2 separate regions of the Homo sapiens genome follow, and region 2 is linked to region 1. The links are chromatin contacts, found by Hi-C or POLR2A ChIA-PET in ENCODE. All regions are on one chromosome and are shown on one strand. Each heading gives the region's core, a stretch centred on a gene start or an enhancer-like site at or near the end of the contact. The rest is flanking DNA. Distances are from core to core; before and after follow the strand shown. Region 1 overlaps GNPDA1 (glucosamine-6-phosphate deaminase 1). Region 2 has its middle 120 kb from the start of FGF1.

Evidence for each region. Hi-C counts contacts between places; a loop is a spot of excess contacts on that map. ChIA-PET counts read pairs that join two places held with the same protein, here RNA polymerase II (POLR2A). Pooled maps may share reads with other maps.
Region 2: a loop to region 1 is called in a map of Right ventricle myocardium superior, with 2.9 times the contacts of the local background. The contact joins two enhancer-like sites. A Hi-C loop is called at or near these places in 9 of 168 maps with a recorded cell type or tissue (A673, IMR-90, Right ventricle myocardium superior and 6 more), 2 of 37 single-sample maps with no recorded cell type and 12 of 50 pooled maps. POLR2A ChIA-PET finds 5 or more read pairs at or near these places in 1 of 52 experiments (endothelial cell of umbilical vein).

What each region holds. Positions count from the first base shown.
Region 1 is chr5:142,003,385-142,010,179 of GRCh38, forward strand. It overlaps GNPDA1 (glucosamine-6-phosphate deaminase 1), which reads right to left. Exons shown (of 7, transcript NM_005471.5): 3 at 4,415-4,516; 4 at 2,760-2,942; 5 at 1,548-1,732. Among named protein-coding and RNA genes, the nearest start is that of GNPDA1, 6.2 kb to the right of the region's middle. Within about 2 kb of position 3,712, at least 3 of the 41 ENCODE cell types and tissues checked have a DNase peak (open chromatin) inside an H3K27ac peak, as active enhancers do.
Region 2 is chr5:142,564,069-142,571,136 of GRCh38, forward strand. It overlaps the pseudogene RPS12P10. Among named protein-coding and RNA genes, the nearest start is that of FGF1, 120 kb to the right of the region's middle. Within about 2 kb of position 4,808, at least 10 of the 41 ENCODE cell types and tissues checked have a DNase peak (open chromatin) inside an H3K27ac peak, as active enhancers do.

The DNA of each region.
Region 1 (6,795 bases), core at 2,462-4,961:
TGCTCCCTGTGCTTTATCACACAAATAACCCGAGGCAGGCAGCATCATTATCTCCATCTTATAAGAAAACAGAGCCCCAGGGGGTTAAATAACTTGCCCAGGGTCATTTATGACCCCAAAGTTCATGTTCTTGACTACCACGTGACAGTGCCTCCAGGTATCTTTGATGATGACTATGAAGGTGCCCTGTAAACAGACATGCCATGCCCAGGCCTGCTATCCCATCAGCTGGGTGACTCTACACAAGCACAGTTTGTGAAAGAGGGCTCCCAACCTGCACCACCAGCAAGGGCACTTTGCAAGCAATGGTGGGAGTTATCTGTGGGGCCTCTAAGGCTGAATCCCAGAAAGGTTGCCCCATTATCTGGTCACTTTCAGTTCACAGCATTAAACCTATGAACTAATGTGACTTGGGGTGATGGTTTTTGTTAATATATAATAAAACAAAGGCACAGTCTCCACTTAACAGTTAAAATATCGAGAATGTAAGTGATCTTAAAGAACTCAGCTCTATTCAAGGGCAGGAAAAGAGAAAAAAACTCAGTTCTGTAGATTTCCTTTCATTTTAATTCACATGTGCCACAGAGTTGTGAACAGGATTTACTGTTCCTTTCTTAAAAGATTAGAATGCAGAAGCAGAGAGGGAATGTGACTATTTCTTCCGGACCCCTCAGCAACCCAGAACTCTTTAGAAAAGATAATTTCCTGATTTCCAGCCCCAGGTCCTTTCCCAGATCAAGATGCCCTCATGATAAAGACGGCCCTAAACCTGTTTCCAAGCTGCAGAGCTAAAAACAGCGAGTAAACACCCCCACCCCACGTACTGATTGAAGATTACCCAACAGAAATCTGGGTGCCATCACTCATTTCACAAAAGTTCACTTTAAACAGGGAAGTTTTCACTGATTTAGATGCTTGTTTATTGGCTTGGGCAAAGAAATGTAAATCTAACATGTCTATACACGTCAGAAAGGAAGAGAAAATGCTTCTAAAGTTCTAATGAAAATAAGGAAATTGGAACCACAAAAAATTCACATTCAAATGATAGCCAATTTTTTAGGGGAAAAGCTAAATTCAGTTTAAAACACTTATATTTTAATCATACTTCACCACATTTATTAATCTCTGAGCACGGGGCTAGAAGCACAAGCATCCTTGGTGTCCCAACAGTGACCTCTACCAACTACAAGGAACAAGGGAACCCCTCTCTCCATACCTGGTCAGGTACAAATATTCCAACATTAGCGATGCTGGCCTCCTCTCTGCCTGTGAAAAGCATGAAAGGGGCCTGAGGCCAGAGAGCCTGCTGTCTCAGGCAGTCAGCCAAAGGCACCAAAAACGTGCTCAAGGGATTCACCTCACACTGGGAATAATGATGTCTTCCAAAGACGCAAGAGGAACAGTGAGTAACAGGGTCAGCAGGGATTTTAGCCTTATTTACCATGCCTTCATCTTTAATAAGAATGTAGGTGGTACCAGTATAGTTAAGATTAACAAGAGAAAGACAAGTCCACCAGCGCAAGCTGGTGGGGCCCTTATGCCCTTACCTCTCTAGCATCCATGACAGTGCCCACCCCCACCGTCAAGGCCATGGTGGGCACCTTGGTGAGTTCTCCATCGAAGAACCTAGCATTGGCCAGGATGGTATCCATGGCCAGCGTCTTCACACGGGTCCTGGACACCAGACTGGAGCCTGGCTCGTTGAAGGCAATGTGTCCATCAGGGCCGATGCCTATAGGGAGAGAGCCCGTGCAGCCCTGTCAGTCCCAGGGATCCAAGATTTCAAGAATGGACAATCTCTCCTTCCCTAACTAGGGTCTGAAGAAAAATCATTGAAAGCTGTGTCACCTTTCTCATTTGCAGCCCTGGGCAGGTACACCTTAAACATGTGATCTGTCCCCCTCCCTACCATTTCTTTCTCTTTGCCATACTGTCTCAGAGGAGACCCTCCCCATCATGTCTATCTGAGGCACACACAGACATTGTTAACTTGCTATCACCCTCAAAAAGCTGAGGAGGAAACACTCCAAACAGCTTCTGCCTCCCCAGATTGTCAGAAAAGTGGACCTTCTCTGTCTCTTCTGCCTGTAGTTAGAGGGTCCTGCTGCTGGGATAGAGGTGCAGTGAACAAAACACCCAGAGAACCTGGACAGGGGCTGCCAAGGTTCTAAAATCTCAGAGGATGAGAGGTCCTGCCCCCCTCCTCCCCACCTTGAAGTATAGAAGAGTGATCTCTAGAGCAATAAAAGGCAGTTCAATGTTACCCCTCATGGGTAACTCCAGAGGTGGCGATAGATGGATACACAGAAGGGCAGCCCAGAGGACCCGAGCACAAATCCAAGAAGCACACACTTGCTCCCACCTGTGAACCTTGAGTGAGTCACCTAACTTCTCTGGGGTTCAACTGGCTATCTACAGGGGCTGTGTGGAGCCTTCCGGAACTACATGAGTCCATGATGTTAAATGTTTAGATAAGTTCCAGGACTGATCCATAAAACCTTAAGACTGGGGAGTAGACAGAATCTCAGAGTCCAAACCCAAACCTCTCAGTTTACAGACAAGGCATCAAACTGCAGAAAGAGATCTCCAAGATAACATAGTTCCTGAGTAACAGAGCCAGGCAGGGCCCATTTCTCCCGCCTCTGTCTCTACGGTCACTAGCACACCCAGAAGAAGCTGTCTGCAGACAGGCATTGTGTCTTGTCCTCCTTCCCACGGGTCTGGCCCTGGACATGTGTGCTGCAGAGTGTCAAGCTCACCTCCAACAAATAGCTCGATCCCACCTGCAGCCTTGATCTTCTCTTCAAAGGCATCACATTCTGCCTGTAGGTCGACTGCATTCCCATCCAGAATGTGGGTGTTTTCTGGGTGGATGTCAATGTGCTTGAAGAAGTTGTTCCACATGAAGGAGTGGTAACTCTCCGGGTGGTCTCGAGGAAGGCCTGTGGGGCCGTGAGACACTCGGTTATGCCTAGGCCAAGCCAAAGCCCCTCTCCTAAGAAGGATGCCAGGACACCATGCTGACCTACAGAGACACTCCCAGGGGTCTGCCCATCTGGGAGCCTTAGGCACCAGCCCTCTGACCCCTAGCCACTCGGCACAGGCTGAGCCAGTATCCATAAGTGTCCACCCACCCAGTACCACCATCTGTGGCCACAGGGCTTGGCCAGAGTAACTGCACACCAAGGGCCTGGGAAATCCCCACATTCTGATCTGATCTGCTTTTCATAAGGCAATGACCATAGGTTAGAGGCTGGGGACACTCTGGCCACCTGGGGTAGGGCTGAACTCATCTTAGAAAGCAAGCAAGCACACCCCTCACCCTGTGCCTCTCAACCCACCATCCACTCCCAGTTCTACCCCACTCAGCCTGAATAAATCCCAGCTTGAACACCAGGTGGTTAGAGAGAACTATCTTAGGGCTTCCCCAGATCAACTTTTTTTTTTTTGGCCAGGAAAAAAAAATAATGTTTAATGTTAAGCATTAAGAATATGTAAAATCAGCCTTAAAAAGGAAGGAAATTTTGACACACACTACAACAATGGATGAACCTTGTGGACTTTATGCTAGGTGTAAGAAGCCAGTCAAAAAGACAAATACTTTATGATTCCAGTTATATACTCTAGTTTGATTCTAGAGTAGTCAAATTCATAGAAACAGACAGTAAAATGGTGGTTTCCGTGGCTGGTGAAGTGGGAAATGAGAAGTTGTTGTTTCACGGGTATAGAGCCTGAGTCTTACAAGATGAAAAGAGTTCTGGAAATTGGTTGCACAACAATGTGAATGCACTTAACACTACTGAACTATACACAGAAAGGTGGTTAAGATGGTAAATGTCATGTTACATGTATTTTACCACAATTTTTTTTTTAAAAAAAGGATGTTTAAAATGAAGCTATTACAAAAGGACTGGGTGAGGGAGAGGTGATAGAAGACCAAGGTATAGTCTTTCAGCAGCAGGAAGGATACCAATCTCAGGTCCCCTTCAAGTGTACCTGGCAGAAAGGGGAGCTGGAGGCCACACACAGAAGAGAAAGCACAGACACAGATCCTAGGGGAAACACCCGAGCCAGGATCCCACTTGCAATCATTTGTTCCAGAAAGAAATGGAATGGAGTTGAGGAGCAGGCAGAGGAGAAGGAGATACTCTAATATTTATTAAGTATTTGTTATGTATAAGAAACTTCCACATCTTTTATCATAAAAGGATTAAATGAATTTAATGCTTACAACCTGTGAGGTCAGCTTTATTAGCCCCATTTTATAGCTGAGTAAACCAAGAGGTAAGTATTGATAATTGAGCCTATCATCAAATGTCACTGGCTCCCCGATTCCTCTCCAGGACTGGGCCAATGAGAGGAGGAGCATCACTCTCCTAGAATCAGGAAAGAACCTTGAAAGAGAAAGACTCACCCACGTACTCATCCATGTTGAAGGTCTTCACATATTTAAAGGACAGGTCCCCATTCTTATAGTATTCAATCAGCTTCTTGTAGCAGCCAAGTGGGGTACTCCCTGCAAGAGTGGCCACACCCATGAACACCCCTTGCACCCCAAGTCTGGAAGCCCAGAGGGTTCACAGGAATAAGTCAGGGCTGCTCACAGGGAGAACCTGTCAGATCTGAAGTCCTACCCAGTACTCCAATCCTAACTGCCATCCATCCATTAATTGCTTGTTTAATGCCTATTTTGCCACTAGACTGTAAGCTCCAGGAGGGCAGGACTGTGTCTGCCTTGATCACTGCTGAATCTCCCAGTATCCAGCACACTGATGACTGAAATCACTCTGATTAGTACCTGAGTGAACATCAGACTTCATTATTGACATGATACTCCCTGAACAAGTAATATGTGCAAGGCACAGGGCCATGTGATAAGGACACAGGGGAGCAAGGGACAGTAGCTACTCTAAGATAACTCACTAGGAGTAGAACACAAAGCAGGAACGTCAGTTGTGATAGGGTAAAGCACAGGCTCACCCAGTGCTTCAGGGTTCAAGGAAGACTTCCCTGAGGAGCAGCGAAGCCCTAGTTGAGTCTCATTAAAAAGTCAATGTCATGGCTAGGCATGGTGGCTCACGCCTGTAACCCCAACACTTTGGGAGGCCAAGGCGGGCAGATCACTTGAGGTCAGGAGTTCAAGACCAGCCTGGAAAACATGGTGAAACCCTGTCTCTACTAAAAATACACAAAGTAGCTGGGCATGGTGGCATGTGCCTGTAATCCCAGCTACTCGGGAGGCTGAGGCACAAGAATCACTTGAACCTGGGAGGCAGAGGTTGCAGTGGGCCGAGATTGCACCACTGCACTCCAGCCTGGCCAATAGAGCCAGACTCTATCTTGAAAAAAAAAAAAAGTCAATGTCATAAAAACACACACACAATAAAAGGTAGGAGGACACTGTATATTAAAAGACTAAAGATGCATGAACCCTGACTGGACACTGAATTAATTTTTTAAAAACCAACCTATAAAAGATAAATGTGGACAATTGAGAAAAAATTGTGAACACAGTTTGCATATTAGATGATGGCATGATTTTTCATTTTCTTAGGTATGATGGTATCATGGTTGTGTAGGAGAATGTCCTTATTCTCAGGAGATATGTGCTGAAGGATTTAGAGATAAGTGTCAGGATGTCTGGAACTTATTTTCATGTGGTTCAGAAAAAAAAAGTGTGTGTGTGTGTAGATAAAGAACAAGAGCCAGAGAAAGGTAAAAGCAAATGTGGCAAAATGGTAACAATTGGTGAATTTAGGTGAATGGTATTGACCTGTTTTTTTCCTCTTTTTTGAATATTTGAAATTTTGCAAACTAAAAAAATGAAAGAAAAAAAACCCATCGAGATTACGTCATGTCACCCCTCTTTTCAAAACCCACCAATAGCTTCTCATTTCACCCTCAGCAACACCAGTTATTCTAAGGCTCCACAGAACCTGGCCCCTGGCTATGAGACCCTCCCTGCCACCATATCCAACACTGCACAGCCCCACCCCTGCCGACACACTCCCTATCCTTTCCTGCTTCATGTTTCTCCTTTCCTCTTATCACCATCTAACATACTCTATATTTTGCTAATTATTATGTCTCTCCCATTATAATTTAAGCCTCAGAAGGCAGAAGTTCATATCCTTTTTGTTCATTGCTGTATCCTTAGAGGCTAGAACAGCTTTGCATACAGAGGGTACTCAATAAATACCTGCTGAGTGAATGGCAGCTCCCCGCAGCCCACCCAAAATAATTAGTTGGTCCGTGTGACAAGGCCTTAGCTATGCCTGAGCCACATAGCTTCCTCTCTCCTGCCATTTTCCAAACTTCTAGCCTTCCCATGAATTCTCTGAACTTCCCAGTATCTAGCCAATAAACTCCTTTTCTGCTTAATTTAGCTGGAGTTGGTTTCTGTGGTTTCCACTCAGAACCCTGACAGGTGCTACATCTAACAGAAGCAATGTTCCAAGGAACCCGTGTGGAAACGCTGTCCTGTTGGTTCAAGCAGGACAGGCAGGGAGAGGCCAGGTTTTGGAGGGCCTTGAATGCCACTCTGAAGAGCTTGGATCTGACTCTGCAATGATGGGAACGAGGGAATGGTTTCAGAAGGCCAGACTCTGACCCATACAGAGGTTGGGTCTCTCCACAGTTAGGAGACAGGATGTTAGCACAGCCTCCGAGGGCCTGAGACATTGGTAGTTTCACAGGCACAGGTGGATACTACTCCCACAAACCTCTAGTGCAGAACTCAGCAAACTTTGGTCCACAGGCCAAATTTGGCCTGCGGCCTTTATTTTTTATTTTTTT
Region 2 (7,068 bases), core at 3,558-6,057, 560 kb after region 1:
TGATCCACCCGCCTTGACCTCCCAAAGTGCTGGGATTACAGGTGTGAGCCACCGTGCCTGGCCAATGTAATGTTTTTGAGTTTCATCCATGTTGTTATAGGGATCAGTAGTTGGTTACTCTTTATTGCTGAGTAGTTTTCTGTTATGTGAATATATCACAACTATCCTTTTTCTTTATTTCTAGAATAAATTTGCTAATGTTTTGTTAGGGATTTTTGCATCTATGTTCATAAAGGATATTGGTTTGTAGTTTTCTTTTAATGTCTTTGTCTGGTTTTGGTATCAGGGTAATACTGGCCACATAAGTTGAGTTGGGAAGTACTTTGGGTATTTATTTCCAGGTGGTTTTTCTTGGCCATCTGTTGGGCACTACTGCCCCGAGAGGCCCAGAGATGTCCTTCAAAGAGCTTTTTGTAGGTCCACGGAGGGTGTAGAAGCCCCTGGCACTGCTCTCAATGTTTTGTGGCTTAGCAGCTGTTCGCCGTTCCTGTTCGGTGTATGGTGTGCCAATAGGGTGCAGACATCCAAACACTGTACACGGAAACTCCAAAACCCTGACCTTCTATTGCAGCCACCCTCTCAAATCTGGCTGCTTCTGCTTTTTTGGCACAAGACAGTGGCCTCCATCCTTCCCTCTGGGATGATCCAATGAAACCCCCCTAAACTAAAAAATGTAGTTTACTTTTTTTGTGTGTGTGTGATGGAGTCTTGCTCTGTCACCCAGACTGGAGTGCAGTGGTGCGATCTCAGCTCACTGCAACCTCTGTCACCCGGGTTCAAGTGATTCTCCTGCCTCAGCCTCCCGAGTAGCTGGGACTACAGGCGCATGCCACCATGCCCAGCTAAATTTTTGTGTTTTTAGTAGAGACGGGGTTTCACCATGTTAGCCAGGATGGTCTTGATTTCCTGACCTCATGATCCGCCCGCCTCTGCCTCCCAGAGTGCTGGGATTACAGGCGTGAGCCACCACTCCCCGCCAAAATGTAGTTTACTTCTAAGAGAAGGGGTGACGGAGAGGGAAGGGAAGGAGAGAGGTTGGTGAGAGGGATAGGGTGCTCAGATCTTTAAAAACGAATTCAGACCTTGCCTGAGAGTGGAATGGGGAAAGGAGACAATTTCATGTTCCCCGGTAAGTGCCCAGAAGCAGTAGTTCAAGAAAAAAAGTTAGGTTTTGCCTTAAACACCCTCTGTAAGGCAAACCCAGGAAATTTTAGATCCATATGTAAACTTCTAGAAAAGGAATCTTACACAACATATAATGTCCTCCTCAACCATTTATCTTTTACAAATGTGGAGACTGTCCCTTATCTCCACCCATTACAGATAGCCAAAGATGCTTGAAAACCACTATTTTATGAGGTTTTGGGGGCCTCAGGCAAATAAAATTCCTGCTGATCTAGGCTGATTCCCCAGGTATCCTGAGTTGGCATGCAGATCGGGCTCTAGGAGTTCTGGCTCGGAAAATCAGGACAAAGAACACATTATAATGACTTCCAGCCTGGGATGGAGTCTACTGCATCATGCACGGTAAACTCCCATGATCTTCAAGGGCCTTTATTGCTGGTGTTTTGGGCTAAACATTACAGCAAGAACAACCATCATCAACACATAGGCTCTAATTTGTATTGTGTGAGCTTGTGTCTGTGTACACACATATACAACTATTGTTATTATATGATTAAGGCATTAGTACATTGAAGGTGGACTGTTCCAACATTTGGAGAGCCCACTTCCCTATGTTGTTTGGGAGAGTCACCATAGATTTCCAAGGGGCTGGAACAAGTTACTTGAGCCACGGTCATTTACACAGACCTGAGGATGTCAGTCCCCATTACTAGATAACCTCACTGTAAACCAGGTATGTTGCTTAGATGGGAAACTGGAACTGAGTGGAAGGTTTACAAAGAAAAAGGGTCTGCGCCAGGAGCAGTGGCTCGTGCTTATAATTCCAGCACTTTGGGAGGCTGAGGCGGGTGGATCACTTGCGGTCAGGAGTTCGAGACTAACCTGGCCAACACTGTGAAACTCCGTCTCTACTAAAAATACAAAAATTAGCTGGGCATGGTGATGGGCACCTGTAATCCCAGCTACTCGGGAGGCTGAGGCAGGAGAATCGCTTGAACCCGGGAGGTGGAGGTTGCAGTGAGCCGAGATTACGCCATTGCACTCCAGCCTGGGAGACAAGAGTGAAACTCCATCTCAAAAAAACAAAAAGGGTCTGGTTTGTTAGAGGAGCTGGGGTTTGACCTTGAATACAGCAAGATATTTGGATAAATAAGGAGCCAAGGAAACAAGGCGGTGATGGGAGACTGTGTAGTAGGGAGACAAGTGGGGGTACCCCTCAGGGTGGAGGGACGCAGTCAAGACCTTGTTTGAGTGGCTGCTTGAGTGACCTTGAGAGAATGAAAAGGACCTAAGACAGGCTGTGAAGTCACCAAGTTCAGGTTCAGCCTCTGCCACAAAATAGTTTTGTGTCCTTGGGCCCATCACTTACTCTCTCGGGACCTTAGTCTCCCCGTTTATAAAAAGATAGAGGTTGGTGATTGCTTGTTCCCTGCTGCTGCTGCTGCTGAATCATGTGAAGGCTCAGGTGTGGCCTTGATTTGGCTTCAGTCGTGACCCACCGCCAAGGCCCAGGAAGCCACTGCTGCAGGAAGTGTCCTGGACGTTAACACTGCTTTACAAGAAGTGCTGACCGCCCTCATGCATGATGGCCCAGCATAAGGATTTACAAAGCTGTCAGAGCCTTAGATGAGAGCCAAGCCCATCTCTGTGAGCCTGCATGATGAGCCCACCTCTGTCAAATCAGGGGAGGCCCTTTGTGCTGAACTCCAGGTCAATAGACTTAAGGGAGGGTGATGACAGAAGAAGCCAAGGGGACAGGTAGGTGGTCCCTGTGAAATTGACAGAGAGGGAAGACCCTGTACAGCGGTCAGTTGTGTTGTGTCATAGTTAAGAACTGTGGCAAAGAATCTCAGGTGGAGGATGTTATTGAAGAGTACTTCAAATGCAGAAATGAACAAACAAGCTGGGGGTGGTGGCTCATGCCTGTAATCCCAGCACTTTGGGAGGCCGAGGCGGGTGGATCACGAAGTCAGGAGATCGAGACCATCCTGGCTAACACGGTGAAACCCCGTCTCTACTAAAAAATACAAAAAATTAGTCGGGCGTGGTGGGGGCGCCTGTAGTCCCAGCTACTCGGTAGGCTGAGGCAGGAGAATGGCGTGAACCCGGGAGGCGGAGCTGGCAGTGAGCCGAGATCACGCCACTGCACTCTAGCCTGGGCGACAGAGTGAGACTGCATCTCAAAAAAAAAAAAAAAAAAAAAAAAGAGAGAATCCATTGTTTGGTTTCTTGATTTCTTATTTTGATTGAAAAAACGGGCTCTGTAACTTCCTTCTTGTAGGGAACCAACAAAGGAAGACAGGCTGGTACTGGTGGGTCAGTGAGAGCATCACAGATTCAGGTCCAGTTTTGGGTCTTGTCCCACCACTTGGGGCTATCTCCTTCAAGTATCACCAATTTTTCACCAGGAATGAGATAGAGTAAGAGTCATGGTTGCTTGAATACAACCTAGTTTCTTCCTCTCATTTCCATGATACTGGAGTCAAAAACATAGAAATATCGGTTTCGTTGTGTGAATATTGTTGTGTTTCAGTTCACCAGTCACAGAAAATAAATGGACATGGTTGCAGTTTGAACTACATCCCTGAGGTTTACTTATGTATTTAAAACATAAGTTTAGTTTTGCAGTCGAGTAAAAAAAGGAATACTTGGGCTAAGTTCAAAATTCACAAAAAGTACTTTTGGTTCACAGTATGGGTCAAACCCCTAGCTATTTATTCTTAGCTGTCTGTTTCAGAGAGAAGTTGAGAGAACATCTTCCCCTTTACTAGAAAGGCCTATGAAAAATGAGTTACTTAATATTCCTCCTCTATTTTCCTCTGGGTAAAGGTGCATATTCCTAAATTTAGTAGAGTTTAAGTAGATCTTCCTCCCCTTTTCACATCCTTCCTGTTTTGTTCATGATCTGGGGGATTGGGGGAAGTATTTTTTTTAAGTAGTGTTGCTGTTTCTCTTTCTGCTTGAGCATTAAGGATAGATCCTATGTAGTAATTCCTGAGCATCCTGCCCTCAACAGACGACCAGTGATGAGGTTAATGAGGTGTTGGAAGATGGCAAAACCAATTCTAGTGTTAGGCTTTCCAGCTTTTTAATTAGGAGTCCTGATGAATGGCTTGCTTGTAAAATACTCTTTCACTGGGTGACACCCCCACCCAGACAGGAGAGATGAGGAAGCGCATGGTGAGATAAAACAGGGCAGTCAGTCCTCTGCTTTCTCCCAAGTTTGTCCAGCTCACATCCAGGGCCTGTAGCTGTCTGTAGCTGCCATAAATAATGTCCCAGGGCCTTCCAGAGGCTTCCAAAGGCCAGAGCTGCCAGTGCAGCGTGAATTATCACGGAAATATGAGATAGCTGGGAGCTTTCTCTCGGCATTTTTCTTCTGCAGACCGCTGGGCTGGATCCAGGGTCTCCCACAGTTTTTTGTGTGTGTTTGTTAGATGGAGCCTATATGGGCTGTTGTGGACCTGGGTACTTCCAGGTACTCACAGTCATGAAACCAGAAGGTTTTCAGGGGCTATCCTTATTAAACAACCCAGGAGGCTTGCACTTTGAGAACATGCCAGTGTTGCACCTCAGAGGAAGGGTTCCGAGCACTGCCCTCATTGTGCCGTGATTGACGTGTGTTCCAGTATTTTCCAGGACTCTGTGGACATTATCACTGGGACACAGCCACGTTTCTTTTTCTCAAGTGAAAGAAGTTTTGTCCAGGAAAGACGTCAAGGCTGAAAAGACAAACAGTGTGACTATATGTGGGTGGATGAGGTGCAGGGAAAGAATCTCTTCTAGGAATAGAAATATAAACCCTTTACTGTAATTTTACAAGTTGTATTTCCCCCCAGACTGATCTTTGGACAATTTTAAGAGATTAAGAAACCCACAGATACTATACTCAATATCTGGGTGACGGATTCATTTGTACTCCAAATGTCAGCATCATGCGATACACCTTTGTAACATGTCTGTACATGTACCCCTTGATTCTAAAATAAAAGTAGAAAAAAGAAACAGGAAATCAGAGTTGTAAGAGCAGTGATAGCAATTGGTGCCATTTCTCCTTCTACCCCACTTTTAAAAAATAACTTGGCTGGGCACAGTGGCTCACGCCTCTAATCCCAGCACTTTGGGAGGCTGAGGGGGGCAGATCACCTGAGGTCAGGAGTTCGTGACCAGCCTGGCCAACATGGTGAAACCCCGTCTCTACTAAAAATACAAAAATTAGCCTGGCGTGGTGGCATGCACCTATAATCTCAGCTACTTTGAGGCAGGAGAATTGCTCGAACCCAGGAGGTGGAGGTTGCAGTGAGCTGAGGTCGCGCCACTGCACTTCAGCCTGGGTGACAGTGCGAGACTCCATCTCAAAAAAGAAAAAAAAACTTGATTTTTAAAAAATTTGGTGACTCATTCTATGAATTTTAACATTTGTATAGATTCTTGTCACCACCACCATAATCAGGGTTCAGGACAGTTCCATCACCCACCCCCACTAAGCTCCCTTGTGCTGTCTCTTTATAAGCATACGCTTCCCTGACCCCTAACCCCTGCCAACCACTCATCAGTTCTCTATCCCTATAGTTTTGTCTTCTTGAGAATGTCATATACATGGAATCCTACAGCATGTCACCTTTTTGAGATGGGCGTCTGTGACTCACCAAAATGCCTTTGGGATCAATCCAAGTTGTTGTGTATATCAATAGTTGGTTCCATTTTATTTCAACATATGGATGTACCACCATTTGTTTATTCGTTCACTTGTTGAAGGACATTTGAGTTGTTTCCAGTGATTCAAGTCCTTTATTTTTTTTTAGATTGTGCTGAAACATATAACATATAATTTTCCCCTTTAGCTATCTTGAAACGTACAAATCAGTACCTGGTATTAATTACGTTCACACTGTTGTGCAATCATCACTACTATCTGTTTCCAAAACGTTTCCATCACCCCACATAGAAACTGTGTAACCATTAAGCAATAACTCTCCATTTGCCCCAGCTTCTGGCAATTCTGATCTACTTTTTATCTCTATGAATTTGCCTATTCTAGATATTCTCATATAAATGGAATCATACAATACTTGGCCCTTCGGGTCTGGGTTTTTTCACTTAGCATAGCGTTTTTAAGGTTCATCCATATTGTAGCACGTAACAATGCTTCATTCCTTTTTATGGCTGAGTACTAGTCCATTACATGTATATAACACATTTTCTTTCTTTTTTTTTTTTTTTGAGACGGAGTCTCGCTCTGTCACCCAGGCTGGAGTGCAGTGGCGCGATCTTGGCTCACTGCAACCTCTGCATCCCGGGTTCACACCATTCTCCTGCCTCAGCCTCCCGAGTAGCTGGGACTACAGGCGCCTGCCACCTCGCCGGGCTAATTTTTTTTGTATTTTTAGTAGAGACGGGGTTTCACCGTGTTGGCCATGATGGTCTCCATCTCCTGACCTTGTGATCCGCCCGCCTCGGCCTCCCAAAGTGCTGGGATTATAGGCGTGAGCCACCGCGCCCGGCCTAACACATTTTCTTTATCCACTCATGTTGGGGACACTTGGGTTATTTATACTGTTTGGTTATTGTGAATAATGTTGCTATTCACATTGGCATACAAGTAGTTGTTTGTGTCTGTGCTTTTAAATTTTTTTTTTTTTTTGAGATAGGATGTCACTCTGTCGCCCCAGCTAGAGTGCAGTGGCATGATCTCAGTTCACTGCAGCCTCAACCTCCCCAGCTGAAGTGATTCTTTCACCTTAGCCTCCAGAGTACAGGCACACACCACCACACTTGGCAAATTTTTTTTTTTGATATTTTTTTTTTAGAAATGGGTTTTCACCATGTTGCCTAGGCTGGTCTTGAATTCCTGGGCTCAAGTGATCCACCCGCCCCGGCTTCCCAAAATGCTGGGATTACAGGTGTAAGCCACTGTGCCTGGACTCTTTTTTTTTTTTTTTT